Regions from separate parts of the Homo sapiens genome. Here regions 1, 2, 3, 4 and 6 are each linked to region 5. The links are chromatin contacts, found by Hi-C or POLR2A ChIA-PET in ENCODE. All regions are on one chromosome and are shown on one strand. The core of a region is the stretch at or near the end of the contact, and the rest is flanking DNA. Distances in the headings are between cores, read along the strand shown. Region 1 overlaps ELMO1 (engulfment and cell motility 1). Region 2 holds the start of NME8 (NME/NM23 family member 8). Region 3 overlaps GPR141 (G protein-coupled receptor 141). Region 4 has its middle 16 kb from the start of NME8. Region 5 overlaps ELMO1 (engulfment and cell motility 1). Region 6 has its middle 63 kb from the start of NME8.

Evidence for each region. A loop is a pair of places that touch in the nucleus more often than their neighbours do. ChIA-PET counts read pairs that join two places held with the same protein, here RNA polymerase II (POLR2A). Pooled maps may share reads with other maps.
Region 1: a loop to region 5 is called in a map with no recorded cell type, with 2.8 times the contacts of the local background. The contact joins two enhancer-like sites. A Hi-C loop is called at or near these places in 1 of 168 maps with a recorded cell type or tissue (GM12878), 21 of 37 single-sample maps with no recorded cell type and 6 of 50 pooled maps.
Region 2: a loop to region 5 is called in a pooled map, with 2.2 times the contacts of the local background. The contact joins the promoter of NME8 here to the enhancer-like site in region 5. A Hi-C loop is called at or near these places in 3 of 50 pooled maps.
Region 3: a loop to region 5 is called in a map of GM12878, with 2.6 times the contacts of the local background. The contact joins two enhancer-like sites. A Hi-C loop is called at or near these places in 1 of 168 maps with a recorded cell type or tissue (GM12878), 10 of 37 single-sample maps with no recorded cell type and 5 of 50 pooled maps.
Region 4: a map of B cell shows a loop between it and region 5 (7-fold over the local background). The contact joins two enhancer-like sites. A Hi-C loop is called at or near these places in 3 of 168 maps with a recorded cell type or tissue (B cell and GM12878), 35 of 37 single-sample maps with no recorded cell type and 15 of 50 pooled maps.
Region 6: a pooled map shows a loop between it and region 5 (2.0-fold over the local background). The contact joins two enhancer-like sites. A Hi-C loop is called at or near these places in 8 of 37 single-sample maps with no recorded cell type and 7 of 50 pooled maps. POLR2A ChIA-PET finds 5 or more read pairs at or near these places in 2 of 52 experiments (OCI-LY7 and activated B cell).

The regions. Positions count from the first base shown.
Region 1 is chr7:36,943,842-36,948,855 of GRCh38, reverse strand. All of the region lies in intron 16 of ELMO1 (engulfment and cell motility 1), which reads left to right. Among named protein-coding and RNA genes, the nearest start is that of MIR1200, 27 kb to the right of the region's middle. Within about 2 kb of position 2,740, at least 6 of the 41 ENCODE cell types and tissues checked have a DNase peak (open chromatin) inside an H3K27ac peak, as active enhancers do.
Region 2 is chr7:37,845,268-37,850,077 of GRCh38, reverse strand. It overlaps NME8 (NME/NM23 family member 8), which reads right to left and starts at 1,481. Exons shown (of 18, transcript NM_016616.5): 1 at 1,350-1,481; 2 at 1,022-1,254.
Region 3 is chr7:37,728,022-37,733,135 of GRCh38, reverse strand. The region is part of intron 2 of GPR141 (G protein-coupled receptor 141); the gene reads right to left. Among named protein-coding and RNA genes, the nearest start is that of GPR141, 47 kb to the right of the region's middle. RefSeq lists a silencer at 3,990-4,099. Within about 2 kb of position 2,486, at least 2 of the 41 ENCODE cell types and tissues checked have a DNase peak (open chromatin) inside an H3K27ac peak, as active enhancers do.
Region 4 is chr7:37,830,118-37,834,899 of GRCh38, reverse strand. No RefSeq gene overlaps it. Among named protein-coding and RNA genes, the nearest start is that of NME8, 16 kb to the left of the region's middle. RefSeq lists an enhancer at 2,312-2,411. Within about 2 kb of position 2,544, at least 2 of the 41 ENCODE cell types and tissues checked have a DNase peak (open chromatin) inside an H3K27ac peak, as active enhancers do.
Region 5 is chr7:37,347,789-37,352,771 of GRCh38, reverse strand. The region is part of intron 1 of ELMO1 (engulfment and cell motility 1); the gene reads left to right. It also overlaps the pseudogene RNU6-565P. Among named protein-coding and RNA genes, the nearest start is that of ELMO1, 99 kb to the left of the region's middle. Within about 2 kb of position 2,636, at least 4 of the 41 ENCODE cell types and tissues checked have a DNase peak (open chromatin) inside an H3K27ac peak, as active enhancers do.
Region 6 is chr7:37,783,447-37,788,500 of GRCh38, reverse strand. No RefSeq gene overlaps it. Among named protein-coding and RNA genes, the nearest start is that of NME8, 63 kb to the left of the region's middle. Within about 2 kb of position 1,645, at least 3 of the 41 ENCODE cell types and tissues checked have a DNase peak (open chromatin) inside an H3K27ac peak, as active enhancers do.

The sequences.
Region 1 (5,014 bases), core at 1,491-3,990, 400 kb after region 5:
AGAGTGAGTGAGCAGTACCTTCTATAGGGAGCATATCCTAGAGGCTCTGCCGTATGGTGGGAAAATGTTCAAATCCCTTTTGCGTCTTGATGTATATAGGAAGGTGGTTAAGAGCATGGATTTAGGAACAGTGAGAACTGGGTTTGTATCCTAGCCCTCAGTTTCCTTCTTCATAGGAAGGAGATAGTTGTAGGGTTATAGTGAAGAAAAAAATGAGATAATCTAAAATGGTTCAAATAGCACCTGGCACACAGTCAAGAGGTCAATAAATGGTAGAGACTGTTGTGGTATGGAGGAAGTTACTGCTCTGTGGAGGGGTAGTAGCTGTGTGATTTTATACAGTTGATTTAATTTTTCTGAACCTCAGTTTCCTAATCTGTAAAAGAGAGATGAAATGATGTGCTCTGTAGAACCTTTGTAAGGATAAAAGGACAATGTATGCCAAGTGCCTGGTGCATAGATGACATTCTAACTCAATGTGAAATCTTCTCCTTACTCCGGACTTTGGTTGAAGGAGTCTGGTGTCTTTTGCACATGATGATGTCAACTTGGGTCCCTCACATTGCCTTAGCGTCCTTCACCCAACCCACCAGTGCAGGACATAGTGGTCCTCCCCACCCCGCCCATTGTCTACCCCTCTAAATGATTTTAAGAACCAAGTGTTTGTCCTCTTAAGTACTTATAAACTTCTCTAAGATAAATATTTTATATAAAATCAAGTACCTCTTGATCCTAGTTATGTTTTTCACCACTTATCTATTCAAACTACACTTATTGAGCATCTTCTGCATGCTAGGAACCGACATAGGAGTTGGGGATAATAAGTCAAAGAACGCACAATAACTCACTTGACTGTGTCTATGATAGACAAGTGTTTGCCTAGCTTATGTCACTTGAACTCGACCTTCATTAATTTTGCCATATTATTCAGTTAAATAAACCTGGGCTACATCCTGAAGGAGGAAAGAGAGTCAGCCAGGAAAAGAATCCTCAGGGCCTAGGTGGTTGTGGGGAGGTGATGGGACATTCCAGGCAGAGGGAGTGGCCTCTTGGGTGGAGGCCAGAAGAGAGAAGGATGCTTCTAGGTCACTGGTCAGAGTTTGAGGAGGAAAGGAGCAAGAAATGCAGCAGGTGAGGTGAGCCAGGTCAGCTTAGGAAGGGCCTCGTATAAATTGCTGTGGAGTTCAGACTTTGACCCAAGGTTATTGAAGACCACAGAAATATTTTAGGCTAAGGAAAGACATGATCAGATCTGTGCTTTGGAAAGAAAACTCTTTGGACTGAAAAGATTAGGAGGCCAACGCCTGATCCAAGCAGGAGATAAACACCTGATCAACGTCATGGCCCAGATTGGGAATGTGGTCAGTACGTGTTTAAGATGTGGGATCAACAGGTTTGGGTGGTTGATAGGTTGTGATGGAGAGTGAGTTGGAAAATGAGAAACTGGGGATGATTTATTGGTGGGCAATAGTACCTGCAATTGAGATAGAGAATGTGAGAATAAGAGCACACCAGGAATATGGGAGAGATGAGCTCAGTGGATGAACTAGATGTGAAGTGCTTTGGGCACATCCAAATGGAGATACTGTCCTGCTCAAAGCTAGAAAGTGAATTAATACAGAAACAAAATCAAATACCGCATGTTCACCCTTATAAGTGAGAGCTAAACATTGGGTACACAGGGACATAAGAGTGGAAACAGTAGACACTGGGGACTCCCAAAGCAGAGAGGGAGCAGGGCAAGGTTGGAAAAACTACCTATTGGGTACTGTGCTCACTATTTGGGTGACGGGTTCAATAGAAGTCCAAACCTCAGCATTGTGCAGTATATCCATGTAGCAAACCTGCACGTGTACCCCCAAATCTAAAATAATTTTTAAAAAATAACAAAAAGATAAATTGACAATTAAAAAATAAATTAATTCATTGTGATTATTTTTAAATTTTGCTGAAGAGCCTATAGAGGAAAGGTGAGTGAGATGGGCTGGAGAAATTGGAGTCACAAGAATTAGATAAAACTGTTAAGTCATTTGAATAGATGATCTCACCGAGGAAGAAGGTGGGGAGTGAGAAGAGAAGAAGGGACCAGGACTGTGCATCTGCATTTAAGAGACAGGCAGGAGAAGATGAACTCCCAAAAGACTGAAGAGGATAATCAGAGAAGTAGAAGAGATGACTATTTTCAGTGAAAAATGGAGGATCTTGATGGTTTTAGAAGAAAGTGGGTTTTTAGGGAGAGCCCCCAACCCCTCATCCTTACCACAGATAACAATAGTCCTTTGGAAGGCACGGAGCAACACAAACACAGAGGTGGTTGCGGAACATGCCATTCTCATTTTAACTAAGGGTGGCTTTGAAGATTAAATTACAAAGAAGCAGTTGGGAGAATTCCAGTTTTGGGTCTTGACAACTCTTTGTCTTCATAGCATAGCATGAGGGTCCAGTGGCCACTTGGGCAACAGATGCACTTACCCTGTAACCATGAATACCACTCATTCTCTCACTTACTGGGAGGGGACTGTAGTCCTCATAGCTGCCCCCAGTCTCCCTTTCTAGTGATGGAAATTTCCTTTATTGACAGGGAAACAGCAGGCTAATGGCACAGATGAAATGTAAATTTTGACAGCCCCGACAGGTAAATATTGGCTTTGCACAAACAAGTTTCTATAAATAACCTGTCTGCTGCAGAAACGCCACAGATGGCAGCAGGGCTGCCCAAGTGTTGATTTTTCCCAGGGTGCTTGGTGCAGAAAAGCACAGCTGTCAGCTTTGCTGTTCCTGTTCCCAGCTCAGGCTACCTCTGCTGTGCCTGCAGACTGTCCACGTCCCATCCTCCTTTGGCAGGAGAGGCAGGGACAGGTGGAGATCAGTCATTTCAATAACCTACCTCCGATGCCTTTCATTCCAGGATTCCAAAGGAGTTTCTTAAAAATGTCACTTCCTTGGGTTCTACAGTCCAAAGTGGGAATCTGTCTGATCTGGGGATGTGTTCGCCCCTTTTAATTAAAGTTGGTCCAGTTGAAAAGAAAATTGGATGGAGTGAGATACAGTCACTCTAGACTGTGTGCCACATGGCCCTGTTGCTAAAAATAGTACCGTCAAGGACTCTGGGCAGTATGTCAGGCTATTATGTTAGCAGGCATGGACTCTGACTTAAGGGGAATGTGAGGGGTATGGAGCCACAGCAAGTCATCTCACTGGGGAAATTTGCCCGATTTAACCCCATCCAGGGAGCTAAGGGAAACACAGTGAGCCACTATTGGAAAAACAGAGGCATTCTTATTTTTCAACTATGCAACTAAGAGCCCATAACTCTAATAAAGCTGATTGAGGTAATGACATTCTAAATGATCGTTCTAGGGATTCCCGGAAAGCTTCGTGCTAAGTTAAATGCCCGTCACTGAGGCTGGGCTCCGGTTTGGGGTATGCCTGTACCTCCCTCCTTCCCTCCCTAATGTTTATTTTCTGCTCCAACTTCTTTCCTTAGGCTCATTGACTTAGTGCATTTGTATTGTAAGCCCTTTCAAAACCCTTGTGAAAGTAGAAAAGGAAGAAACCATATAAAAGTGAGTCAGAGGATTCTAGAAGGTACCTAAGATAGCAATAGTAACTTAAAAACTTATTTTATATCCTACAAAGGCTTTGAGAAAATGTATGACAATAATGGACCTTGTGCAATTAAACAATCATAATTGAAAATTAGGAAGAAAACAATGTTGAGAACTGGAATAGGAAATCACCTGTGAATAATGAAGTAATGATGGTACCACACCCAGAGCAAACTTGTGGCGTTTTCTTTAGCCTTATCCCCGGAGAGTAGAGCAAAGCTGCCGTGAGTCAGCAGGCGTTGGAAAGGACAGCAAATACACTTGCTATTGCCCTGGGTTCGCAGAGTGAATTCAGGACCCTTTATTCCCACTTCAAGGCAACCAGTCACTGCTAGCATAGGCTCCTTTGCTTTTCTGGTGGGGCAGCCCCTTCTAGCTCTAATTCTACATTAAGAAGGTGTACTAGTGTTTTAGAGCTTTGGGCCTTTTCTCCCAAATCTTGTCTCCATGTATGAGGGCCTATGTTTTCACTAAGGGCTGGGAACACTTCCTAGGCTGGGCTACATCCACTCCATTGTGCTTCCCAATTACTTTCTATACAACTGGCTTCCAGCAGGCAACAAATCAATGTCTGTGAAGTCCCGTTGACTTCAAGGAGCTCCGGTCATCAGAGAAACTGATCTCCTCATTGGGGAAGAGACCAGTGACATGCTTCATGAGTAAAATTACAGCTTGATATTCACCAGTAGAACTTAGCAAGATGCTCAGCAGAGAAAATAATGAATCATCTTTTGCTAAGCCTGTGAGAAGGATAGAAAATATTATACGGGAGGTCCCAGGAGTAGAGTGAAAATCATGTGGGCTTTGAAATCAAGCAGACTTTAGTTTGAATCGTGCACTCCTTCGTGTGAGCTGGTGGACTTTGGTCAAGTTTGAGTCTCTTTGAATCTCAACTTCTCCATTTTAAAAATACAGATGGTGATAATTGGATTCTCAGGATTGTCGTGCCCAAGAAGCAGCCTAGTGTCAGGTGGCAAGCAGGGATTCTGGAGCCACATTGCCAAGTTCAGATTCCTGCTCTGACATTTACTAGCTGAGTCATCTGCAGCAAATTACTTAGCCTTTCTATGTTCATGTCCTTATGTTTAAAATAGGGAAAGTTGCCATGAGGAATAGTTAATCTATGTAACGTTCTAAGATCACTGTGAAGCACATAAGAGCTGCATGTGTTCTTGTGGCAATACCAGGTGGCATTGAGCAGAGATGCCCCACCTGTGGTACTCCCCACCTCCATCTTGCTCTCTTACTCTCCCTGTTCTTTTCTTGATCATTTTTATGTTTCCTGATCATTTTTTAAATGTGAAACCAGCCCTATTGTTGTGATTTTCCTAAAGGATTGTGCAGACCCTGTCTAGTGTATATCCACCCTCAGAGCAGAAGTTAGCATGACTTTCATGGAAAGCCAG
Region 2 (4,810 bases), core at 232-2,731, 500 kb before region 5:
TGATACAGGCATGCCATGCATAATAATCACATCAGGGTAAATGGGGTATCCATCACCTCAAGCATTTATCCTTTGTGTTACAAACAATCCAATTATACTCTTTTAGTTATTTTAAAATGTACAATTTAGATTTTTTGACTGCAGTCACCTGTTTGTGCTAGCAAATACTAGGTCTTATTCATTGTTCTTTTTTTTTTTTTTTTTTTTTGAGACATAGTCTCACTCTGTTGCCAGACTGGAGTGCAGTGGCACAATCTGGGCTCACTGCAACCTCCGTCTCCTGGGTTCAAGCGATTCTCCTGCCTCAGCCTCCAGAGTACCTGTGACTACAGGCACCCGCCACCACGGCGGGCTAATTTTTTTTGTATTTTTAGTAGATACAGAATTTCACCGTGTTAACCAGGATGGTCTCAACCTCCTGACCCGTGATCCTCCCACCTCAGCCTCCCAGAGTGCTGGGATTACAGTATTCATTCTTTCTAACTGCAAATAACATCTTAATGTACTAGTGAAAAATTTCCCCACTGTACATTGGATTATGCAGTGTCATCTTTGCTGGGGAGAGAGAAGCTAATGTCATGGAAGGACTATTGTATGCTAGGCTCTATGCTAAATGCTTATAGCTGCCACACTATCTTATCCTCCCAACAGTCCTGAAGCAAGGTAAGAATGTTAGGAGTTACACGTCGTCTGGTTTTTTTAAAGGTTTTGTTTTCCTGAAATATTAGAAAGTGTTTCCTATATTATCAATTGCAAACAAATGAACATGCCCGTGGATCTTTCTGGGGTCCCTCTTCAGATCTGGCTGCTCTAAGGATATTTAATCTTGAGAACAAGGCCACTAGTGTTTTCTGGGGCACGACATAAACTTCTCAAACTCCCTATTCAGTGGTATCAGGGGCGGTGTAGAACAGGGGTCAGTCAGCGTGCGGGCGATAGTGCACGCTAGCGTACAACAAAGGAAAAGCCACAAACAAGACTGTATTCCAGGAAAGGTGCTGGTTGCTCCGGCAAGCCTTACACAAAACAGGTCCTCCTCTAAGCTAGACTGGGACGTTTAAAGAAAAGGAAGGAACAGGCCCAGAGGATCTAAATCGGCTCCCTCGTTGTGGCCGTTTGAGCGGTGACCTCGGCGAAGTTCCATTCCAGTACCTAGGACCCTGGTAGGGCCCGAGGCTGAGGCTAGCAGGCCTCCTGCTGGGCTTTCTTCTCCAGCTGATTCAGCAAAAGGAAGAAGAGGGATTCCCTGCCTGTCTGGGAAGAAGAAGGGGGGCAATGTTTTGTCCAACCCATCTGCCCGTGAGACTTGAGCGGCGTCTCGAGGCCCCTGCTCCAGACAGCAGCTATACCTGGGCAGTGGGGACAAGACCAGGTGGCGCCTAAAATCCTCCACCTCTTCTGCCCACACAATGAAGGAACAACGAAGTCCTGGTTCCACCATCACAAGACTCTGTTCTTCAGCTGCCTCATCCCCAAACTCCCATCCCCCATCCTCCCATCCCTACGTTCCTCTATCCCCAGATGCGCACCAAGGTGCGCTTTCCCAAGTGCAGATTTGATCATATCTCTCCTCGCCTTTGAATCCTCCTGTGACTGGCCACGCTTTACAGCATAAAATGCATACACCTCAAATCGGAGCAGAAGGCTCTCTGCCAGCACCAGCCTTTTCTTTCTTTTTAACTTTGTCTTCATCTACCCTGGTTTGGTTCTTCTTGTTCTTCTTGTTCTTCTTCTTCTTCTTCTTCTTCTTCTTCTTCTTCTTCTTCTTCTTCTTCTTCTTCTTCTTCTTCTTGTTCTTCTTCTTCTTCTTCTTCTTCTTCTTCTTCTTCTTCCTTCTTCTTCTTCTTCTTCTTCTTCTTCTTCTTCTTCTTCTTCTTCTCTTCTTCTTCTTCTTCTTCTTCTTTCTTCTCTCTTCCTCTTCCTCTTCTTCTTCGTCTTCCTTCTTCTTTTCTTCTTCTTTTCTTCTTCTTCTTCTTTTCTTCTTCTTTTCTTCTTCTTCTTTCTTCTTCTTCCTTCTTCTTTTTCTTCTTCTTCTTTCTCTTCTTCTTCCTCTTCCTCTTCCTCTTCTTCCTCTCCCTCTTCCTCCTCCTCCTCCTCTTCCTCCTCTTCCTCCTCCTCCTCCTCCTCTTCTTCCTCCTCTTCCTCTTCTTCTTCTTCCTCTTCTTCTTCCTCTTCCTCTTCTTCCTCTTCCTCTTCCTCTTCTTTCTTCTTCTTCCTCTTCTTTCTTCTTCTTCTTCCTCTTCTTCTTCTTCTCCTTCTTTCTTCTTCTTCTTCCTCTTCCTCTTCTTCTCCTCCTCCTTCTCCTTCTCCTTCCTCTTCTCCTTCCTCTTCTCCTTCCACTTCTCCTTCCTCTTCTCCTTCCCCTTCCCCTCCTTCTCCTCCTCCTCCTCCGTCTCCTCCGTCTCCTCCATCTCCTTCATCTCCTTCTTCTTCTTCTTCTTCTCCTTCTCCTTCTCCTTCCTCTTCTCCTTCCTCTTCCCCTCCTTCTCCTCCTCCTCCGTCTCCTCCATCTCCTTCTCCTTCTCCTTCTTCTTTCTCCTTCTTCTTCTTCTTTCTTCTTCTTCTTTCTTCTTCTTCCTCTTCCTCTTCCTCTTCTTCTCCTCCTCCTCCTTCTCCTTCCTCTTCTCCTTCCACTTCTCCTTCCTCTTCTCCTTCCTCTTCTCCTTCCTCTTCCCCTCCTTCTCCTCCTCCTCCTCTGTCTCCTCTGTCTCCTCCGTCTCCTCCGTGTCCTTCGTCTCCTTCGTCTTCTTCTTCTTCTCCTTCTCCTTCCTCTTCTCCTTCCTCTTCTCCTTCCTCTTCCCCTCCTTCTCCTCCTCCTCCTCCGTCTCCTCCGTCTCCTCCGTCTCCTCCGTCTCCTTCTTCTTCTTCTTCTTCTTCTTCTTCTTCTTCTTCCTCTTCTTCTTCCTCTTCTTCTTCTTCCTCTTCTTTTTCTTTCTTTCTCTTTCGTTCTTTTTCTCTTTACTTTCCTTCCTCCCTCCCACTTGCAGCATCTGGAAATAATTTTTCACAATAGTTTCTGATTAATCCACAGGCTGAGATACAGAAAGCAACTGTAGAGTAGAGAGGGACACAATGAACCTTTTTGTAGGGATCCTCATCCCTGGAGTGGACCTAATAGATGAGCACGGCTACCTACAGAAGGATTTTTGACCAGGATCATATCCTATCAAGACAGGACATGTAGTACTCCTTCACTTCACCATCTGCAATTTTCTTTCCTTTTTTTTTTTTTATTATACTTTAAGTTCTGTGATACATGTGCAGAAAGTGCAGGTTTGTTACATAGATATACACATACCATGGTGGTTTGCTGCACCCATCAACCTGTCATCTACATTAGGTATTTCCCCTAATGCTATCCCTCCCCTAGCCCCCCACCCCCTGACAGGCCCCAGTGTGTGATGTTTCCCTCCCTATGCCCACGTGTTCTCATTGTTTAACTTCCACTTATGAGTGAGAACATGCGGTGTTTGGTTTTCTGTTCTTGTGTTAGTTTGCTGAGAATGATGGTTTCCAGCTTCATCCATGTCCCTGCAAAAAACATGAACTCGTCGTTTTTTATGGCTACATAGTATTCCATGGTATATATGTGCCACATTTTCTTTATCCAATCTATCGTTGATGGGCATTTGGGTTGGTTCCAAGTCTTTGCTATTGTGAATAGTGCTCCAATAAACATACATGTGCATGTGTCTTTATAATAGAATGATTTATAATCCTTTGGATATATACCCAGTACTGGGATTGCTGGGTCAAATGGTAACAAAAGCCAAAATTGACAAATGGGATCTAATTAAAGAGCCTCTGCACAGCCAAAGAAACTATCATCAGAGTAAACAGGCAACCTAGAGAATGGGGGAAAATTCTTGCAATCCATCTATCTGACAAAGGGCTAATATCCAGAATCTACAAGGAACTTAAACAAATTTACAAGAAAAAAACAAACAGCCCCATCCAAAAGTGGGCAAAGGATATGAACAGACACTTCTCAAAAGAAGATATTTGTGAGGCCAACAAACACATGAACAAAAGTTTTTCATCACTGGTCATTAGAGAAATGCAAATCGAAACCACAATGAGATACCATCTCACACTAGTTAGAATGGCGATCATTAAAAATAGTCAGGAAACAACAGATGCTGGAGAGGATGTGGAGAAATAGGAACGCTTTTACACGGTTGGTGGGAGTGTAATTATTTCAACCATTGTGGAAGACAGTGTGGCGATTCCTCAAGGGTCTAAAACCATCTGCTATTTTCAAAGAAGTTTTATGTATTTCCTATAATTGCTATTTCACCAGAGTCAGACTGTTAGTAAACTGACTTTTGATTCTTCTTTGATTCAACACAATAGTTCACATGGTGAAATGCTCATGCAAATATTTCAGGCAAATTCTTCATATAACACTTTGATGCAAGAAGTTTCAATGTATTCTCAAATTAGAACAAACATTTACCAGTGGCCAATACATGGAAGGAAGGTGTAATTAGTTTTTTTTGTTTTTTTGTTTTTTTACATCATTACTACTAATTGCAAAAACTTTGAATGTTGAGGCTTTAAAACATAAACCTGAAGAGCCTTTGACTTGGGTCTGCCCAGAATTGACTTTAAGGGCAAATTCTCTGAAAATGTTGGTTACAAGACAATGTATATTTTATTATAGGAGAGTGTAAGCTATAACTGCCAAAAAGCCTATGAGAGATGTTACTTTTGAAGGGACCTAATAGTTTGTTTTGCTCCTTAAATATATTTGACTTTATCTTTCAACATTCATTAAAGGTACTCTCTTATATTGACCTGCCTTTTCTTA
Region 3 (5,114 bases), core at 1,237-3,736, 380 kb before region 5:
AGACCTATTCATGTACTCTATGTTACTCATTCTTGACTTGTCACCTGATATCTGGTTTTGGTTCTCTGCCTTACCTGACACACTTTGGCTCACTCCCCACCAGCTCCCTGGCTCAGACTCAGCGCTCTTGATTGTTTCCCAGGCAAACCCATCTGCCTGACTTTAAAGCCTAATTTTCCCTTCTAGGAAATGCCTCTTCATGTCTCAGCTCCCCCATATATTCTTGCTACTTTCCTGTGACTACATCTCCACCTCAAGCTTTGTAATAACCTTCTCCCAATCAGAACTAAGTTTTATCTGCGTCTCAGGAGATTCTGCATGAACCACTGCTGTGCCAATCCTCTCCTTACGACCATCTAGCTCTTATAAAGAGTCCTGCTCTGCTCCTTTGTTACATATCTATTACTGAGACTCCTTGGTGGTGCTGTTTATCTGCTCATTATCTTCATAACCTATTTATTGTTCCTATAGTGTAACCTTGAGGTCAAGTTCCATGATCCCACCTACCTATGATCACTTGTCCTGAAATTGAGTCCTGATAGGTTTTCCAGATGCTGCCTTTTATGTCTGCCTGAACTCAGCATGTTTCCAACTTCCAAATTCCTTTTTTATGGTGCTCTGTCCACACTTAATCAGGACATTGCACAAGACTTTCAGATGATCTGCATCAAATTGCAACATCTCCATTCTGTCCCATGGACTACAGCTAAAATTATCCTTCTGCTAAACCATGCACTCTCTCAATCTGCCTGCTGGGGGCAGACTCTCGCAACTCATCACTCTCAAGGTGAGGGGGCTCTGACTCTAGCCTAGGTAATAGGTTGTTGCAAAAGTAATTGCGGTTTTTGCCATTCAAAGCAATGACAAAAACCGCAATTACTTTTGCAACAACCTAATAACAAAAAGAGAGGTTGCAGTGAGCCGAGATCACGCCACTGCACTCCAGCCTGGGTGACAGAGTGAGACTCCATCTCAAAAAAAAAAAAAAAAAGAGAGAGAGAAAGAAAAGGAGAAGTTAGAAAGTTCTTCCTTCACGTTGTGCACATGTACCCTAGAACTTAAAGTATAATAAAAAAATAAAATAAATAAATAAATAAAAATAAAAAAAACAAACAAAGAAACCTCTCTTCCTCTTTACTTTGCTTCTTTCTACAAGGCACTTACTCCCTTATTGTCCCCTTGAAGACCACTTCATCTCATGTAATGGGCACCCTACTCCCAAGATGGCTCCCCAGCATCTAAAAGCAAAGCAAGAACTAGGATGGGGCCAAATGGAGGAACACCATGAAGCAATAAACATTTCAAGATTCACATTTAGTAAGAAAGGACAGAAAGCGATTGGGGCACAATTTTTTCCTAATGGGACAAAAAAATTATATATCTGTATAAGAAGTATTCCTTTGCGCCTGTAATCCCCGCACTTCGGGAGGCCGAGGCGGGCGGATCACGAGGTCAGGAGATTGAGACCATCCTGGCTAACTCGGTGAAACCCCGTCTCTACTAAAAATACAAAAAAAAAGAAAAATTAGCCGGGCGTTGTGGCGGGCGCCTGTAGTCCCAGCTACTCGGGAGGCTGAGGCAGGAGAATGGCGTGAACCCGGGAGGCGGAGCTTGCAGTGAGCCGAGATCCTGCCATTGCACTCCAGCCTGGGCGACAGAGTATTCCTTTGCATATGGGATGCTATTCTAGAGATTGATGGGAATTTTTAATTAGTTGACCTAAAATTTTCTCTCTACATTTCTTTCAGAGAGACACCTCGTTCTCCACGTGCATGACTTGCTTGCAGCCATGACTACATCCAGTGCCCGACCAGCAGAGCTGGACAATCACCTCCCCACCTATGCAGGTACAAGGGGGATTGCTACATACTCGTAACAGCCTGTCTCTAATCCCTGAGAAGAGATGAGTATGCAGGATCAATAACATGATTTTATCAGTATTACATTAAAGAACTGAATTCTCCAAATTGAATTTGAAACATTAAAATCTGCAGATAATTCTCATTTGAGTTTTAATTTTAGCAGTGTCACATTTATCCTCCAGGGCATATTTCTTTGTACAGTGGTTTATTTCAATAGCAATTAATAGCAACATCAATTCAGCCAAAGTAAACATATTTGTTTGAACTTAGACCGTTAAATATTTCCTAGTCTATTAATTTATGTGTCTGTTAGAGTTGGATGCCCACAAAGAATGAAGGAAATTTCGAGCCTTTTCACAAAATGGAAAGTTCAAAGCTTAACAACCTTGAAAGGAAATGTCTTCATTGCTAAAAAATTGAGCACATACAAAAATAATAAATGCTTCTCAGAAATGCTTCCAATACCTCACTTCAGAATATTAGCTTGCTATTTAGAACAGTCCCTGAGACTGTGGGAAAGCCAAGAGAATGTCTGAGAGACACAGTGAGCTGTGAAGCAGTGAGCCTGCCAGGTATGAGACAGACAAGCCTGAGAGACAAACACCATGGCCATGGCCGGGCCCTGGGACCCTGGAACAAGCAAGCCAGCACCTGCAGTCACAAAAACAAGTGCAACTGATGGCTTTGACGCGTGTTATATACAGAACCTGCCAAGTGTGGTTAAAACAAACACTTGCAGGTAAGAAATATGCAGTCTCTGATCAAACGAAAAGCTCTGTTTTCCTGGATGCCAGCTTTAGATGATATATGTTTAGATTTCTTAATATTCAGGTTCAGGTTTTGAAATTTGTCCTGAGCTTTGGGACACAGGCACTTTGAAGAGAAAACAACTGAAGCTTACAAGGTGCCCAGGATAGACTGTTTGAGATACACTTGTTATTATTATTTAGAGATCCACCTCACACTTTATTTTGTAGAAAAATATAGCATGTGCCGTAGCTCAGAATTTGGAACATGGTATGTGTCAAGTACTTCTGCAATGATTCAGTGAATTCATGAAAGAGAGCGAGAGATCAAGAAAGTGAGGGAGGAAAAGAGAGAAGAGAAAGAAGGGGGGAAACAAAGAAAAGGAATAAGAAAAAGAAAGAAGAGAAGAAGATGAAGGGAAAATAGGAGAGTAGGTTCTGAGGGTCCCAGCCAGTGATGCTGGTGTTATACTTAGGCATTGAACTGACCGTAATATTTTCCTGGGATCTGGTCTTTCTTTACACCTAGAAATGATTGAAATGTCTCAGTTACTTTCTCAGTTGATTCTCCAATATACTTTTGCTAAGGAGTGCAGCTGATCCCAGGAAAACCTGAAAGAAGGTAAGAGAGAGGTAGTTTCTGCTTCCACGGAGACAATCCATTCCAAATACAAGAAGCCAGGGAATTGTTTTTTAAACAACATTAACAACAGTTATTTGTTGATGCTACTTAGATATTTCACCTATATATCTTCATTGCGCTTTCTCTTCCCAAAATATTACCCCCACTCACACAGTCTTGCACATCTTTGAGGTGTAAACACAGACTGCATTTTCTTTCAAGCCCTTCAGGCCCCCGGGACATTCTCAGCTCCTTTCTCAAAAAGCTTTACAGGTGCCTTTCAGTCCTACCTTTGTTGTCTTATTCTCTGTTTTAATTATTTTAGTCATTTGTGGACTTGTTTTTAACTTTGAATTTCTTTCAAAACTAGCATATAATTTTTAAATAGTGGTCATGAGTTGTTAACTGAATGGGTGAAATAATGGTGAAAAAGTGCCCTGACTGGATTAAACATTTTTTGGATATGGCCACATTTGGATCTAGACCAACAACTGACATCAGGATCCCAGAAATAAACTGCAAACCCAGAGCCAGCTCTCTCAGGGGACAGGGCTGCCTCTCTGGCTGGCTGTGGACCTCCTTGTTCCACATGAGGATCCCCTCTTTACCTCTGTGATTGACCTTGGAAGGTCATCATGAAGCCTGGCCTCAAACTCTGATTTTCCCCTGCCCTCTGTCATGTCTCTGCTTAAAATCCTTCTTTGGTTACTGTTAGAGAAAAGAAAAAACTCTGAGTTCCTACCATGACATGTAAGCCCTTTGCAAGCTGGCCTCAGCTTCTATTTCAAGGGACACCTCCTCTCTAACCCCCTTCCTTCAGCCTCGAGCTGTGACTCAGACTTACCTGTCATTCTTGGAATGTTCTCTTTCATACCTCCAGCTTGCTTCTTGTTTCTCTAGGACCCAAATGTACAGCTAAACAACTAGAATGAAGTCCAAATTGCATCATCAATGATTTCACTTCTCTTTTTAAAAACTTTCCCTGGCATCCCATTGTCTATGGGAGCTGTGGGAACTGACATATTAGCTGACCTGACATACCAGGCCAGGCCTTGCTGGTATTTGTAGCTCTAAACAAGCCTCTGCCCTATCCTGGTGCACCAGGATTCTCCCATCCTGCCTGCATGATTCTCTTGTGATTCTGGTCTGATCTCATCCCACACACAAGAGAGCTCCTCAGGTCTTCCTGAGGCCTGGCTGGTGGCTATTCCCTTGTATCTTATCAACCCCCTTCCCAAAGCCTTGCCCACAACCTTGCTTGGGTCTCAGTGGTCATTGTCCATGGCCTGAGGACTACATCAATGTCAAAAGTGAGATATGGAAGTGGTTTCTGTGGCTGTTTTATAAGAAACCTATGGTAGAGCCAACATCAGAGACCAGCCTACAAAATGAGAGTCCTACACAATTTATAGAACCCTGAAAAATAACATTAAATAATCCAAATGCTCATTAGCGTGTAGACCTTAGTCACCAGAACCCCTCCCTGCACCATTTTAAAACAGACAAACAAGTATAACCTACTTTGGGATTTCTCACTTAATTTATTAAACAAGTGATATCACTCTAACTGTCTACTGTACAGTAGGTAGCAAAGATTCTGAAATGAATAAAACACATCACCGCTTTTAAATCTCCTGTTTGGTAGGAGAGAAAGAGGCACATCAATTATTTACAGAAACACCTATGGGTACGTGAAAAATGCTGCAAGAATTCAGAAAGAGCAGTAATTATTTAAGAGGTACTTGAGGATGAAGGCATCAAAATAAAGTAAAAGATGCTTGGGTACAGATATGTAGCAGTTACTGGATCTTGAAGGGTGCATTGAAGTTCTAGATGTAGAGAGGAGGAAATAAAGCACTCCAGGGAAAGAGAAGATTCTGGGCA
Region 4 (4,782 bases), core at 1,295-3,794, 480 kb before region 5:
ATAGTAAAAACAATCCTAAGATTCATATTAAACTATAAAAGATCCAGAAGAACCAAAACAATCTCTAGAAAAAAAAAGAAAGCTGGAGGCATCATAGTTCCTGATTTCAAAATATATTACAAAGCTACTGCAATTAAAACTGTATTGTATTGGCTTAAAGATAAACACATAAATCAATGGAATAGAATGGAGAGTGCAGAAATAAACACACACACATATGATTAATTGATCTTTGACAAAGATGCTAAGAATACACAGTAGTTTCTTCAACAAATGTTAGGAAAACTGGATATTCACATGTGTATATTACACCACACACAACATTCAACTCAAAATAGATTAATGACTTACATGTAAGACCTGGCCAGGGTTGGAGGCTCACACCTGTAATCCCAGCACTTTAGGAGGGCAAGGTGGAAGGATCACTTGAGTTCAAGAGTTCGAAATCAGCCCAGGAAACACAGAGAAACCCTGTCTCCACAAAAAATAGCCTGGTGTGGTAGTGCACACTTGTAGTTACCTGCAGTTACTTGGGAGGCTGAGATGGGAGGATCACTTGAGCCCAGGAGGTTGGGGCTGCAGTGAGCTTTGATTGTGCCACTGCACTGCAGCTGAGTGACAGAACAATATCTTGTCTTTAAATAAATAAATAAATGTAATACCCCAACTATAAAACTTCTAGAAGAAATCATAGGGAGAAAGCTTCATGATAATGATCTTGGCAGTGATTTCTTGAATACAACACCAAAAGCACAGTCAACAAAAGTAAAAAATAGACAAGTGGGACTACATAAAATTAAAAAGTTTCTGTACAACCAAGGAAATAATCAATAGAGTGAAAAAACGTATAAAATCAGATAAAATATTTGTCAACCATATTTATGACAAGCCGAAACATATAAGGAATTCCCACAACTCAGTAGCAGAAAAACACTAAAATGCTAAAATAGCTGAGAATTTCATCTTAATCCTGTTATTTAATTTCATCAGTGAAATCGAAATCAACTCTTCATTTGAATATATTCTGTCTGAAGTCCTCATATGAATTTTCATTGCAAATGTTTATAAAAACTACCCCTGACATTATTTATTACATTTGAATTTTATTTAATATAATTAATAACGTGTAAGTGTAACTTCTCAAGACGTCCATAAGGTGGCAGTGTGCACTTCCGTAGTGGCGGTTGAGCAGCAGCGCAACAGAAAATCAGATAAACATCTACGCGACCACGTTCTGCTGCCAAGGCTCTGAAGCCCCCCTGCCCTAGACCATTTGGAGCATCAAACATGTAAAGAGTTCTGAGCTCATACCCGGGGGCTCGGCGTTGTCTTTTCTGTTGCTCATCATCTTACGCCCCAGTTCTAAAATGACACCCCCATTTGGAAATGCATGAACCTCTGTAATTCACACGTACCCAGGTGGTCCTGCAGCCTAGTTTCCAGTTTTAGGTCTCAGTTCCGAGTGGAAAGCATTTCCTAGCAGCCTGACAATACAGCCAGAAAGCATGTTATGGGGTAAGGTGATAAATATTTGCCATATGAGCCGTCCCCCACCCTCCCACTTTTGTAGCAGACGTTACTAATCAATCATGATAGTTCGTGCTACTCAGCCTCCCCCTTTCTCAGCAGAACCCCAAAAGCTCCGACACAGGAGAGTCCCTGTCTTTAGAAGTGGGAGCCGATGCCCAGAAATCCCTAGGATTCCAACACAAGTATGGAGGTGTCGTCACACATCAACCATGAACAGCAAGAATAACCCCTCAAGACTAGACCCCGCACAAAGCAGGGACTACCCCACTCCTTCTCTCATTAATCCTACCACACTCTCTACCATGGCCCCTGAGGACCTAAACTGTATTTTGCATTTTCAACCAAATTGATATTATTTTTATTAGCATAATCAATTTTTCTTCTCTCCTGAATTACTTTCCATTAGCATTTTAATCTCTGATGGCACAGTATTTTTTTAATTCTCTTGTATATCAAAATTTTAACTTTCCCCAGAAGCAAATGTAGGATTTGATATAAGTCTGGATCCCAAAACGGAACTCCCAGAAGACCTCGATTACAACCAAAGACCTGGATTATAGTTCCATCTTGAAAGTTATTTCTAGAAGATGGATCTGCCATCCAGAACGGGGAAATGAGGCTGGGCAGAATAGCCCTAAAAAGGAGTAGGGAGATGAGAGAAAGGAAGAAAAATTGCTGGTTCATGGCCATCGACATTATGCTTTCTTCAAGTGAAGATCTATGATTTGATTAAGTTCCTGATTCTAGAATGGCATCTAGGCCTAGGACAAACATCCCCAACTGGGGAAACTGGTCTGGGAAAAATATCCTCAACCTTGTCTTGGGGCAGAGGTGCAGGTGATGATGATGGCAGTGTCAGCAAGTACATCCAGGGACCAGATGGTGCCAGGGTCACTGCAGTGGCAGCATCAGAGCTACCAGGAGAAGCCGTGGGGTGGCACCCCACGCCCACAGTGGGTGGAAGAGGAGAAGCGTGACTCCCCAGGAAGCCTCAGCTGTGATAAGGGCTGAGAAGGCAGCTGCCAAGTCCACCAGGCATTCTGCCAAGGAAGGGAGGCACCCGCATCTGGGAACTTAAAGAGCTGTCCTGGTGATAGAATCTGTCTGGGGAGGCTCAGCAAGATTCTGCTATTTTTTTTCCCATGTAACCCAAGAAATACTCCATTTGTTGTGAATTTAATATTACATAGAAGAATGTTTATACTATGTTCCTATGAATATTAAATATACTGTTCTTCACAATGAATGATGGTGACAACTCTACGTGAAAAAATGATAAAAACAGTGTCCCATACACATAAATAATTTCTAAATTCTGTTATATTTAATATATAAATCTTTAATATGATATACTACTGAGCTTTTTTTTTTAACCATCATATGTTGCAATTTTTGCTTACTCTGGTATATTTTCAAAATACTCTTAATTCTTGCAGCCCTTCTCAACTGGGTTTCTGTAAAAAAATTACTTGCGGGCATTCGTTTAACTTCACTAGAAAACTTTGTAATACTGATATTTTAAATGGATCAAAACCCATAAATCCAATTCCTATTCTTTTCAGTTCATATGCTTTAAGGACGGACATACTCAGACCAGGATACATAAAAATCTTGGAAATAATGAGCCTTATTATTGCAGTGATTCTATTTTTTTTTTTCTGATTTTCATCTTAGCTTAATCTTTTTATCCCCTTTGTGAACAAAAGCTCTCTGAAAAAGAATCTGGAGGAAAGAGATTTTATTCCAGAGAACTGTTTGCAAATCAGGCAGACATGCAGGCCGCTGTGTAAAATGAAGGTCCATTCCAGAGAATGAAGGGATGGCATGCCTGGGGTTTTATAGGAAAAGTCCCCACCCAGGTTCCCAACCAGGTCTATTTATGCAAACAAAGGGTTGAGTCTTGTTTGGTTTTGACTGGCTGACAGAGCTGAGTTCTGATTGGCCCAAACAGCTGAGCCTTAATTGGCTAGGGGAGGTGATCTCTGGTTGCTTCCCAAGCCCCAAACCAGCAGTCCCTGTCAGATGTTTCTTTCAAATGGCCAATGGGGCCTGGGGCTTGCGGCACTGGGAGGTGTGGGCAGGTGCTGTGCTTTTTGCAGCAGTTTATCTTGTAGCCCAACAACAGAACAGGAGCTGGTTCAGCTTGATTGTAGAATGGGAGGTCCTTTGATACTTTTACAACATCTTTCTGAGAGCGCAGAACATGTGACCATTCTGTCACCCAGCTATGGACACCTAGTTCTGTTTTAACTTTGAGCTCCTCAGTTAGCCACAGGGAGTCCATTTTGTCTGGGGGCATACTTTATCACCTTTCTTTTCCAAATCTTATATTATCTGATTGAACTGCACACTTTAGCACTTAATTATATCGGTATACAACGCTAGTTTATTTAGAATTGTTTTTTCGCTAGTTGTTTCAACTGCACGTGCCTTGCCTTCCTTAAGTGAGTGTGAACTCCTGTAGGCAGGAATTGCTGAACACACATTTGTTTTGTTGTCTATAATTTCTAAAAATTCACATTTCATTAAAATAGCCAAAGTTACCCCTACTAAACAACACTTAGAGGCAATTAGATTAGATTGCTTGTTGGGCTCAGTGAATCACTTCTTGTTAGTCATGGAACCATAGTTCTTTAAGCATTGGGTACTCACATCTCTGGTAGATGTGAATTAAGAAATTAATCCAGGATGCATTTTGGAATGTGTAATTATCATTCCTGAAGCCACACACAGTCACTGCTCTTAGAACTGGAAAGGACTTCTCTTCTTATAGATGCAGCATTTGAGACTCAGAGCTGATAAGAAAATAGCCTGATTAACAGACTTCAATGTTGAAGACATTTGAAATTCAAAGCGGAGCACTGCTTTTTCTCAGATTTAGAATTAAAAGGGAAAAAAGAAACAAGTGACTTTCACATTTGGTGCGAAGCTTGAAAACATACTCTTTTCTTTACTCACTGGCACATCTGAGCACACACATTAACCCTTCCTCACCTGAGACAAATTGTAAAGAATCTACATGCGCCTCCATATATGCGCACCTCTTCCCTCCCCTTCTACCCTCTGCCATTGCAGTCAGGGAAGACAGTGGCTAAGATGTGCAGTGTGTTACCTTTCCCATGAGTACTTGCATTTTTAAACTTCCATTTTCATTTTGGTAGAGACAATGCGTGCTTCCCTACATATGCTCTCATTTCCTTCTCGGTCATGCTGGTAAGTCTGCAATGCTAGTTCCTGACAGGCAAGGTCATG
Region 5 (4,983 bases), core at 1,387-3,886:
AGTTTTACTGTTCTCTGAATTGGAAAGAGTTACTCAAAAGAATTGGGCTACTTTCCTGGAGACAAGCCCATAGATGCAGGTGGTGATAATTCAATATGGGACTAACGGAAAGTTTTCTCTGCCACTTTCCATTGCATTTCTGGCCAAGACTATTTAGCGATTCTTTCTGAGAAACCGAGGAGGCAAATAGTCTCAAAGTATGTCCTATGAGAAACGTGTGCCGCAAGATGTTTCGTTAAAAAAAAAGTTTTCTGGACAGATACATTTGGGAAATATTATAGATTGCATATGGACATTTCACAGAACACGTGTTACGTTAAAGTCCCTGAGAAGTCCTGCAGTAAAGGAAACTTTGAAAAGAACGGCGTAGAGCCCAGCACAGTGGCTCATGCCTGCAATCCCAGTACTTTGGGAGGCTGCAGCAAGAAGTATCCTTTGAGCTCAGGAGTTCGAGACCAGGTAACATAATGAGACCTCATCTCTATTAAACAAAAAAATGGCATAGTGGTTACGAACATGAGCTATCAAATCAGACATGTAGATTTCATTCTGGCTGGGTTCCGTATGTGGATGTGAGACTTTGGGCAAGATATTTAATGTCTTTACATCTTGGTTTCCTTGTTTATAAAATAGGCTAGTAATGGTACCTTATTCATAAAATTGTCTCTAAAAGTATATAGTAAGTGAACTAGTAAGTTATTAGTGGATATTATTCTATTCAGTTTTTTCCAAGAATCCTGACTCTTTATTTTTGCATTGCATTTATAAATAACTCAGAGAAGCGGTGCTGTGTGGGAAATGCTGGAGTGAGACTAACTCTTGCAATCCATGCGTGACTTCTGATAGCAGTCCCACAGAGGAAAGGCAGGCCCTAGGTGCTGAGCGCTACGTCACAGATGTGGACTTGCAGCTATATGAAGCTCTAGAATTGGGGAGCAAAAGACCATTTCCTCTTGACTGCAAGGTTAGAGTGTGTAACTTCAGTCTGTTTTGCCTTCCAGTCATTTAATGACAAGTTTGGAACTCAGGGCAGTAAACAGATATGGTTAGGTTGATATATTAGGAGTTTTTCAATTGTAAGGGACAGAAACAACTCAAGCTGATTTAGCGTAATGAGGAATTTATTAGTTTGTCTATCTAGGAAGGATGTTAGGGTAGTACAGAGAACTGAAGGAAAAGTGTTAGGAAACTCAACAGAAACTGAACATAGCTAGGCCTTCTGTCCTTGTTCCCTTTTGAATGTTTTCCTCTTGACTTGTCTTTGCTTCTCCTTGCCTCATTCTTTCCTATTGTGGATGACCTTTCCCCATGGAGGGAGCATGGCTGCAGACAGCTTCAGCTTCAGCTTCATCCCCAGCAGAAGGCAAGAACTCCTGGTGATCTACCTGCCTGGTCCCTGCAAAGTGCTAGGATTACAGGCGCAAGCCACTGCGCCCAGCTGACAAATTTATGAGATCCTTATTAAGGATATTTATACTAGGTTGGATCACATTTATTGCAAATTTTTTTTCAGATTGTTATTCGTGTTTAAATTTTTTAAATACTTTAATATATAAAAATTACACATGGGTCATGCTAATCTTCTCTGTATTGTTCCAGTTTTAGTATATATGCTGCTGAAGCGAGCACTGTCTCTAAATTTTTATAAAGGTTTTTGGAATTCAGAAGTTTTTAAGCTTGCTTGTATCAAATCATCAGGCTCTTCTTTGACGCTTTCTGCCTTTTGTGTTTTATTAGTTTGCTAGGGCTGCCATAAAAAAGTACCACAGACTGGGGTGCTTAACTAACAGAAATGGGTTTTCTCACTGTTACGGAGGCTAGAAGTCAGAGATCAAGGTGTTATCAGTGTTGGTTCCTTCTGAGGGCTTTCTCCTTGGCTTACAGATGGCTGTCTTCTCCCTGTGTTCTTAGGTGGTCTCCCCTCTGTACCTTCTGTGTTCAGATTTCCTCCTCTTAAAAGGATAATAGACAAACATGCTGTATTAGGGCCCGGCCTGAAGACCTAATTTTAACTTACTTCTTTCGAGGTCCTGTCTCCAAATACAGCTACATTCTGAGCTACTGGGGGTTAGGATTTGAACATACAAATTTTGAGGGGGACACAATTCACCTGTAACAGTTCTCATACTAAAGAGGCCTCTATCAACCTGAGAGGATTTAAGGATTTGAAGGAAGTCATTTAAACTAGTTAAGATTTAGTATCTTCATTAATTTACTGCAAATAATAACACCTGTCACTCAGGGCTGTGAAGAAGAGTGAGTAAAGTGCGTGTCCACGGTGCCCAGCCCCATGCCTGCTCTAGGCGCCTGTCTGCCACTCCTTCTGGCAGCTGTCCCCTAGCCTTCATGATGTCAATGCCAGACACTGGGAAAGCAAAGACTTTTCTCTGCAAGTTTCCATTATATTGCAAGCCAACCGTAGCTAATAGCACATTTCCCCACCTGTCAAGTAAATGGGCTGAATTGTTGCTGAGATTAGCATACATGGCTAGCGTGTACAGAAAATGAAATACTGAGCCTCCACACTGGATTCCATTCTCTGTTTATTCTCTTTCTGCTGAGTGCTTGCATGTTCTGTTCTGAACACACCGTGTTCCCTCATTTCTGAAGCCACAAACTTCCTCTTAGGCCCCGGGCTGTCTTCAGAATGGCCATCAGGTCCCTGATACGGGAACCTGAAATGACACCCCCACCATATACCCATCCATCCAGACCCTCCAGTGTAGGGCAGGTGGGGGGACATGTGCCCACCACTGCTGCTCCCATGGGAAACAAAGACTGGCTTCAGCAAACCTGGACACTCATACATCCTGAATAATGTCAGCTGACCACACCACCGACTTCATGTATTCCTTGACCTAGACACTAAAGGTATTGAGACAATTTCAGTCTGTTTGGCATAAGAAGGATGGTAGCACAAAGAAGAGAAGAGCAAAACTTTTACCCAAAGCCTATTTCGGTGGCCCCTTCTGAGGTTCAGTGTACCATGCAGGGCGGTGTTCTCAAAAGTGAAGACTAGGCCAGGTGTGGTGGCTCACGCCTATAATCCCAGCACTTGGGGAGGCCGAGGTGGGCAGATCACCTGAGGTCAGGAGTTCGAGACCAGCCTGGCCAACATGGTGAAACCCCATCTCTACTAAAAATACAAAAATTAGCCACGCAAGGTGGTGCCTGCTTGTAATCCCAACTACTCGGGAGGCTGAGGCAGGAGAATCACTTGAACCCGGGGGGCGGAGGTTACAGTGAGCTGAGATTGTGCCACTGCACTCCAGCCTGGGTGACAGAGTGAGACTTCATCTCAAAAAAAGAAAAAGAAAAAAAAAGTGAAGACTAGAGGGCTCCAGGAAGACAGCAGTGCCAAGAGGGAAGGGCTGCTTTCAGTGGGTGATCCTCCTGAAGCCCTTTCCCTTTCTGCCTAACCTAATGCAAGGGGAAAATGTGGTCTATGTCTTTTTCTATCAGAGACAACTCAACATTAAAAATATGAGATGAACAGCTCCCTTTCCACTATCCCCATCATCATTATAAACCCATTATCCATCATCAGTAGATAATGACTTAGCGGGACAGAGGACAGCTTTTCTGGTGAGGAAGGAAGGGGCTGAGGAGTGGAAGCAGATCGTTTCTCCAGCTGTTTGGTGTTTCTCTCCCATTGATCTGCCCTGGCCTCCACTGGCCCATCTGTTGGGCTTGTGAGTGCAGTAGGGGAGGGGACACACGGTTCACCAGGGCAAGTGTGTTCGTTTCCCCAACACACAGCTTCTACAGGAATGGCCATACAGGCTTAATTTTTTTCTCAGTAGGGTTTACTGTGCAACAGAAAGACTACAAAGAGCATTAAAAGGTTCAAAGCCATTGCAGTCACCCAAAACTAAAAAACTATATGGGAAATTCAGAAAAAACAACAAAAAGTGATCAGGTATTTGGGACCTTTGTGGAACCGAAAGAATTAATTAAGCTGTATGGAAAAACCTGTAGAGATGTAACAGATCTTTAAGAGACTACAGCAAGAGGCATGTTGAACTTGGGGCATAGAACAATGTGTAGAGAGATGAGTTTCTAGGTGGGAGTCAAAGCGATTTCTGTCTGTCGTCTTCAAAATGCCACCCAACCTACGGAGACATTTAGTGGAAGAGTGGGCTTGTTCACGGGTTATAGAGTCAGATGTTACTGCTATACAGACTTCAGTACCTAACTCTAGAAGAAGTGATTCCTCTTTATTTAATCCACTCAACTATAAACACACCACTTAACATGCATATCGAGGTGATAGAATCTTAATATTAAACATGGAACAATTCCCATATTTTTGGAATGGAATAAAGTCAAGCCAGCAGGCAAGCAGGAACGGTATAGCATTCTCTGCCCATTCTTTACCCACCACCTGGGATTTGATAGTGACTTTGGAAGGCATGATGATTAGAATGTCTAGCCACCTGCCTAGACTTCCCTTTTGTTTCTCCCTTTAATGGTTCTTAAATTTTAGTTTGTATAAGAATTATTGTACCCGGCTGTCTACACAACTTCTTGTAGCTGGTATTTTACTGGGCAATTTAAGTAATACTAGGTTATCTACTTTGGTAATTTTGATAACACTAGGCTCAGTACTGCTGGTAGCTCTAATGAGATGTTCATTGAGGAGGGGATGCATTCATACAACAGCTATGTATTAAAATGCCTGCCTGCCGCGGCCCTGAGTCTGTAACTGTGAATGCGATGTGGACCTTGCCCTTAGAGTACTCCAGATGTAGTGGGGAGAAGTTGACAAAGGGAGTCTAGTAACCCCAGAGTTATGCTGGGGGAAGCATAGGACACCAGGATGCTGACTTTGTTGGCTGAAGATTTTAGAATGTATTTCCTTCTCAGTTATGCCTCACCAAGAGGAGTTGGGCTTGTGTGCTGATCTTTCCTGGAGAGCCTGATGAGACCATGTGCCTTGTGTCCAGTTCAAGGATGGGATAGGTTGCCCTGATCATCGGTAAT
Region 6 (5,054 bases), core at 396-2,895, 440 kb before region 5:
TGTACACCTGGTGTGTACACCCGTTGGTATTATTCATAATATCTTAGAAGGCTATTACTCCTAATATCACAGTAAATGTACACCAGCGTGTATATCTGGTGATATTATTCATAATATCTTAGGAAGATATTTTTTATAATATCACAGTGGAGGTACACCCTGTTATATTATTCTTAATATCTTTGGGGAATGTTCTTCCTAATATCACAGTGGATGTACACCCTGTCATATTATTCGTAATATCTTAGGGGGACATTACTACGAATACCTCACGGTGTGTACACCCTGTAATATTATTCATAATATCTTAGGGAGATATTACTCCTAATATCACAGTGGGTGCACACTCTGTGAAATCATTCATAATATCTTAGAAGGATGTTACTCCTAATATTAAAGTGGGTGTACACCCTGTGTTATTATTCATAATATCTTAGGGGGATATTATTCCTAATAATACAGTTTGTGTACAACTTGTGTGTATGCCCTGTGATATTATTTGTAATGTATTAGTTGCTTATTACTCCTAATATCACAGTGGGTGTACACCTTGTGATATTATTTGTAATATCTTAGTGAGATATTACTCCTAATATCACCAATGTTGTACACCCTGTGTCATTATTCGTAATATATTAGGGGAATATTACTCCTAATATTCCAGTGGGTGTACACTCGGTTTGTACACCATGTGACATTATTTGTAATATCTTATGGGGATATTACTCCTAATATCATAGTGGATGTACACCTGTTGTGTACATCCTGTGACATTATTTGGAATATCTTATGGGGATATTGCTCCTAATATCACAGTGGGTGTGATATTATACCCTGTGATATTATTCATAATATCCTAGGGGGAATTTACTCCTAATATCACAGTGGATGTACACCGTGTGATATTTTTCATAGTATTTCAGGGGAATATTACTCCTAATATTATCTTTTATAAGGATATAATTTACCATAGTCATTTGCTAATCATGATCAGGGCAGGCAATGAGAGCAGTTTACTGGAACCAAGACTTCGCTAACCTCAACAGTCTTTAAAACCATGTGAAAAATGAGGAAGCGAGAGAATAGCTTTAGACTGAAGGCTCACAAGGAGGAACAGTGAAAATGAAGAGCCCAGATGAGCCATCCCAGCCACAAAGGAATGTTTATCTCTACAGTTAGTGGTGAAACACATTCGAGAATATTCTCATAAGTAAATGCTTCATTTTCACTCTCAATGTCTTATTTTCAGAAATATTTCTTATTAAAATGAAACACTTAAAAGGTATTTTTCAATGCTGTTTCTCATTGTACTTTTATGTATTGCCCCAAATGTTTCACATTCAGAATGAAAACGACCTGTGGCATGACTTCCTGTGAGACTTTTGTATTCTCAGCAGTAAGCGTCCAATATTTATAACTATAATTTTCCATTTTCAAAGGTCCCTTCTCTCATCAACTGCCATTTGGACATATGGTTTTCTTTGAAGTCCAATCCTCTGGTGATGTAACTTCAACAATGAGGGTTGTTTTCCTCAAAAGTTTTTAATTTTCATATGTCAACCTTCTCACTTTCTGCCCTAACTTCACAGTCATCTGTAGCTGTGCTAAGACATCAAGGCATACTTTTGAGGAAGTATTGGGTGACTACACCCTAAAGATGGAAGGAACTAGCAGTTACAGGAAAACTCAGCACCAAATCATATTATTGCTCAGCTACAGGAATTCAAAAGGACAAAAATGCATAATGCAAGTGCGTTATGGCCTACGTTTAGGTAACAACTGATAAAGTTCTCATTTGCTTTGGAAAAGAGTAAGTATTGTCCCCACCTGTGCCATCTGCTCCACAATCATCCAACAGTGCTTGTGGCCACAGAGATGTAAAACAACAGAATCCAAATGTTATGGAGCCATATGCTTAATTATTTCAAAAAAAGCTCTCAATAAAAGATAAGATTTTAATTCTTATTATCAAAATCAAATATGTACCAATTCAACTCAGCTGGAAAATTTCACATGAAACCAATTTTTCAACTAATTTTAAACAACTCTACTTAAATGAAATTAATTCAAAAATATAAAACCTGGGTTATAGTCCTGAATTTGGACGTATTATCTGACAGTTCCTTATTTTTCAGATAAAACGTGTTCCTGGAATCTTCAGGAGAATGTATGTTCCCATAGAAACCGTGCTATATTTAGGGATTGCTTGTCTAACAAAGGACAAACTAAGAAATAAGTTAGATGTGACCAAGAGTGGAGTATAAAAATAAAAATCAGCTACAATTTGGAACTATGACCAACACAAACTTTAATTGTTCACATTGATGATATTACGATTTCAAAGTACTAAAATCTGTACATATTGCATTTGCAACACAGCTAGAAGAATGCAGGTGTTTCATATATTTTCTTACTATACTCAGAATTCAGCACTTTTTTCTTGGGTAGTGCCAAGATTTTAAAGAAAACTAACAATTCCTTAATACGAGAGCTCAGAAATAATTTACTCCAGAATAATATAATTCTCTTATTTAAGAGATGAAGCCACCCCAATTCGGAGTTTAGGAATTTACCACAAGGCCACAGGGCTACTTAGGGAGAAGATAAAGATGAAAACCAGGGTTTGTGTTCCAAGTCTTTATTTCCACTGCCCCATGATGTACACATGGCAAGGAATTTGAGATAGTCTCTGGCAGACACATTAACTATCTATGGCTTCATTTTCCACCTTCTTTTTGCTATCTGGAATCTTATTTTTGAGTTGGAACTTAACCTTTAAGTAGAAGTTTATTTTTAAATCCTAGAGAATTAAAATTCTTTAAACATAATTATTTTCCCCCTCTAAACTGTTAAATTAAAACATTAACATAAATGATTAGCCTAATTTCATTTTCAGAAGACAAAGTCAATCTGTCCTCGGCTGAGGCAAGTCCAAAGCAAATGCTGCTGGAGATGCCACCAACTTGCTCACTTCTCCTTTTCCATGGAAGTGCCATTTGAAATGGCCATTGCTGGGCAATCTCTGCTCCTGAAAGAATGGGTGGAGGTCACTTTTCTTCTCTAGAGTCCTTAAATTGCCACTCTGAAGTATTTTTAGGAAAGTGGTAACAAAATCTGCAACTGCCAATTTCCAAACCTGTTTACACTCAAAAGTCATTAGCCAAAAACTTGAGATGCCAGGCTTGGTGCCCTGTTTGATCTAAAAAATCCCAGAGTCTTAGCCAACCTAGAAACTAGGAGTAGTGTGTAGGCTCTTCACACTAGGCACCTACATTCATAAAGTATCTCTCTTTATTCATCTTTCCTTCTCTGCGTATGTGCATGTCTCACTCTGTCTCACTCTTGATTGAATGTATCCATGCTCTGGGATGCTTCCAAAGTGTTAAGATACACAGTGCCCTAAAAAGGCCATCTTTGGAATTTGGAGAACCCTCCAGCTGTAGTGGATTTGAGATGGTCACGTTGGGTGGCAGAGCTGGTTAAGAAAGGAGGATAAACTGAGAATCTCAGAGCCAGGGCATTTCAGTGCTTTCCACTCAGGCTGACTCTCTGGGTTCTGTTGCTAAAGTATTTTACAGGGAAGAAACAGAACCCAGAGAGGTAGCCTGAGGAGAAACCACAAAACGGAGATTTCCCAGCAATGGTACAATAGACCTTTCTTCCATTGAGACATGAGATTTCAAATGAGAAGTGTCCAGATAGGTTATCCCATCCCTGTCTTCCACTTTGCAGATGAGAGATGAAGGCCCACAAAGGACATTCTGTCTCTCTCACTCCTCCCCCAGAGGAAGGTGATCCAAGGCAGCATTTCTGAGCATCCATAGGACCAAGAAAACAAGCATGTTAAAAAAAAAATTATTATCTGGCATTTATTTTCTAGTCTAGATATAGTCTCAAATAATGAAATCATAGTTGGCACACAAAAGTCTTGGATGGTTGAAAGCTGTGGATATTAGTCTTCAAATATTTATAAATGCATACCCTGCCCTATAAGAGTGCTCTCTACATCTAACAAAATGATAAATGATTTTAAGTGCAGCAAGAGAGTTGAGATTAGCCACTAGAAGGGATCTCTAATGAATACAGAGAGAGATTTATGCTGGCCTACGACATCCTCCTTTTATATGCTTGACCATAATTCCTACCATGCCACGCTCCATCCCTTGGATTTTATTTTGCTCCTGGAGCCCACCCAGCTCTTTGTGCATTGTGATCTTTCCACCTGTGGGTTTCTCTGCCTGGAGTGCTTTTCTCACTTCCACATGTGGGGCAGTCCCTGGTCATTCCATTCTCAGTATTAATGGCACCTACTTGGGGAAGGCTGCTTTGACTGCCACAGTGTTAGGAAACTGCTCAAGCACTATCACATTATTCTATTTGAATTCTTTGCATATGACTTTCCACCAGATGTTTTTATTGCCCTATTACTTGGCATGGGTTCCTTGTCCGCCTTCTGCTGAGATATTCTGCCTCCAATATCTTAGTGGACTTAGTCACTATACTTTAAAATCAAACAAGGCACCCCCACCTGGCATTTTATAGTCTTGATCAGTGTAAACAGGGAGGGTAAACAGGTTTGAGAATTAGCAGTTGCTGATTTAGCTAACACTTTTCTAACAATATATTCCACATGGCCCTAACTATATTGTTTATTGTTATTTCCCAATGCCCAGAATAATGCCTTGCACATATTTGTTCAAGTAATTCAATATTTTCAATGATGGTCTAACTATACATGATTTTCTGAGAATAGTCGTGGAATAACCCTTCTTTTGTAGATAGCTATTTAATCATTCTTAACTTCATTTTCAAAACTTTTCTGGGATCAGTGTTGAATGTGAGGAGAACTGACCTAAAAAAAGGCTCTATCAAATCCATATACATTATTTTGCAGGGAAGGAACAGAACCCAGAGAGGCAGCCTGAGTAGAAAGTATTGAAATGCCCTGGCTCTGAGATTCTCAGTCCATCCTCCTTTCTTAACCAGAACTGGTACCCAAAGGGATCTCTCAAATCCCCTACAGCTGGAGGTTTCTCCATTTCCAAAGACAGCCT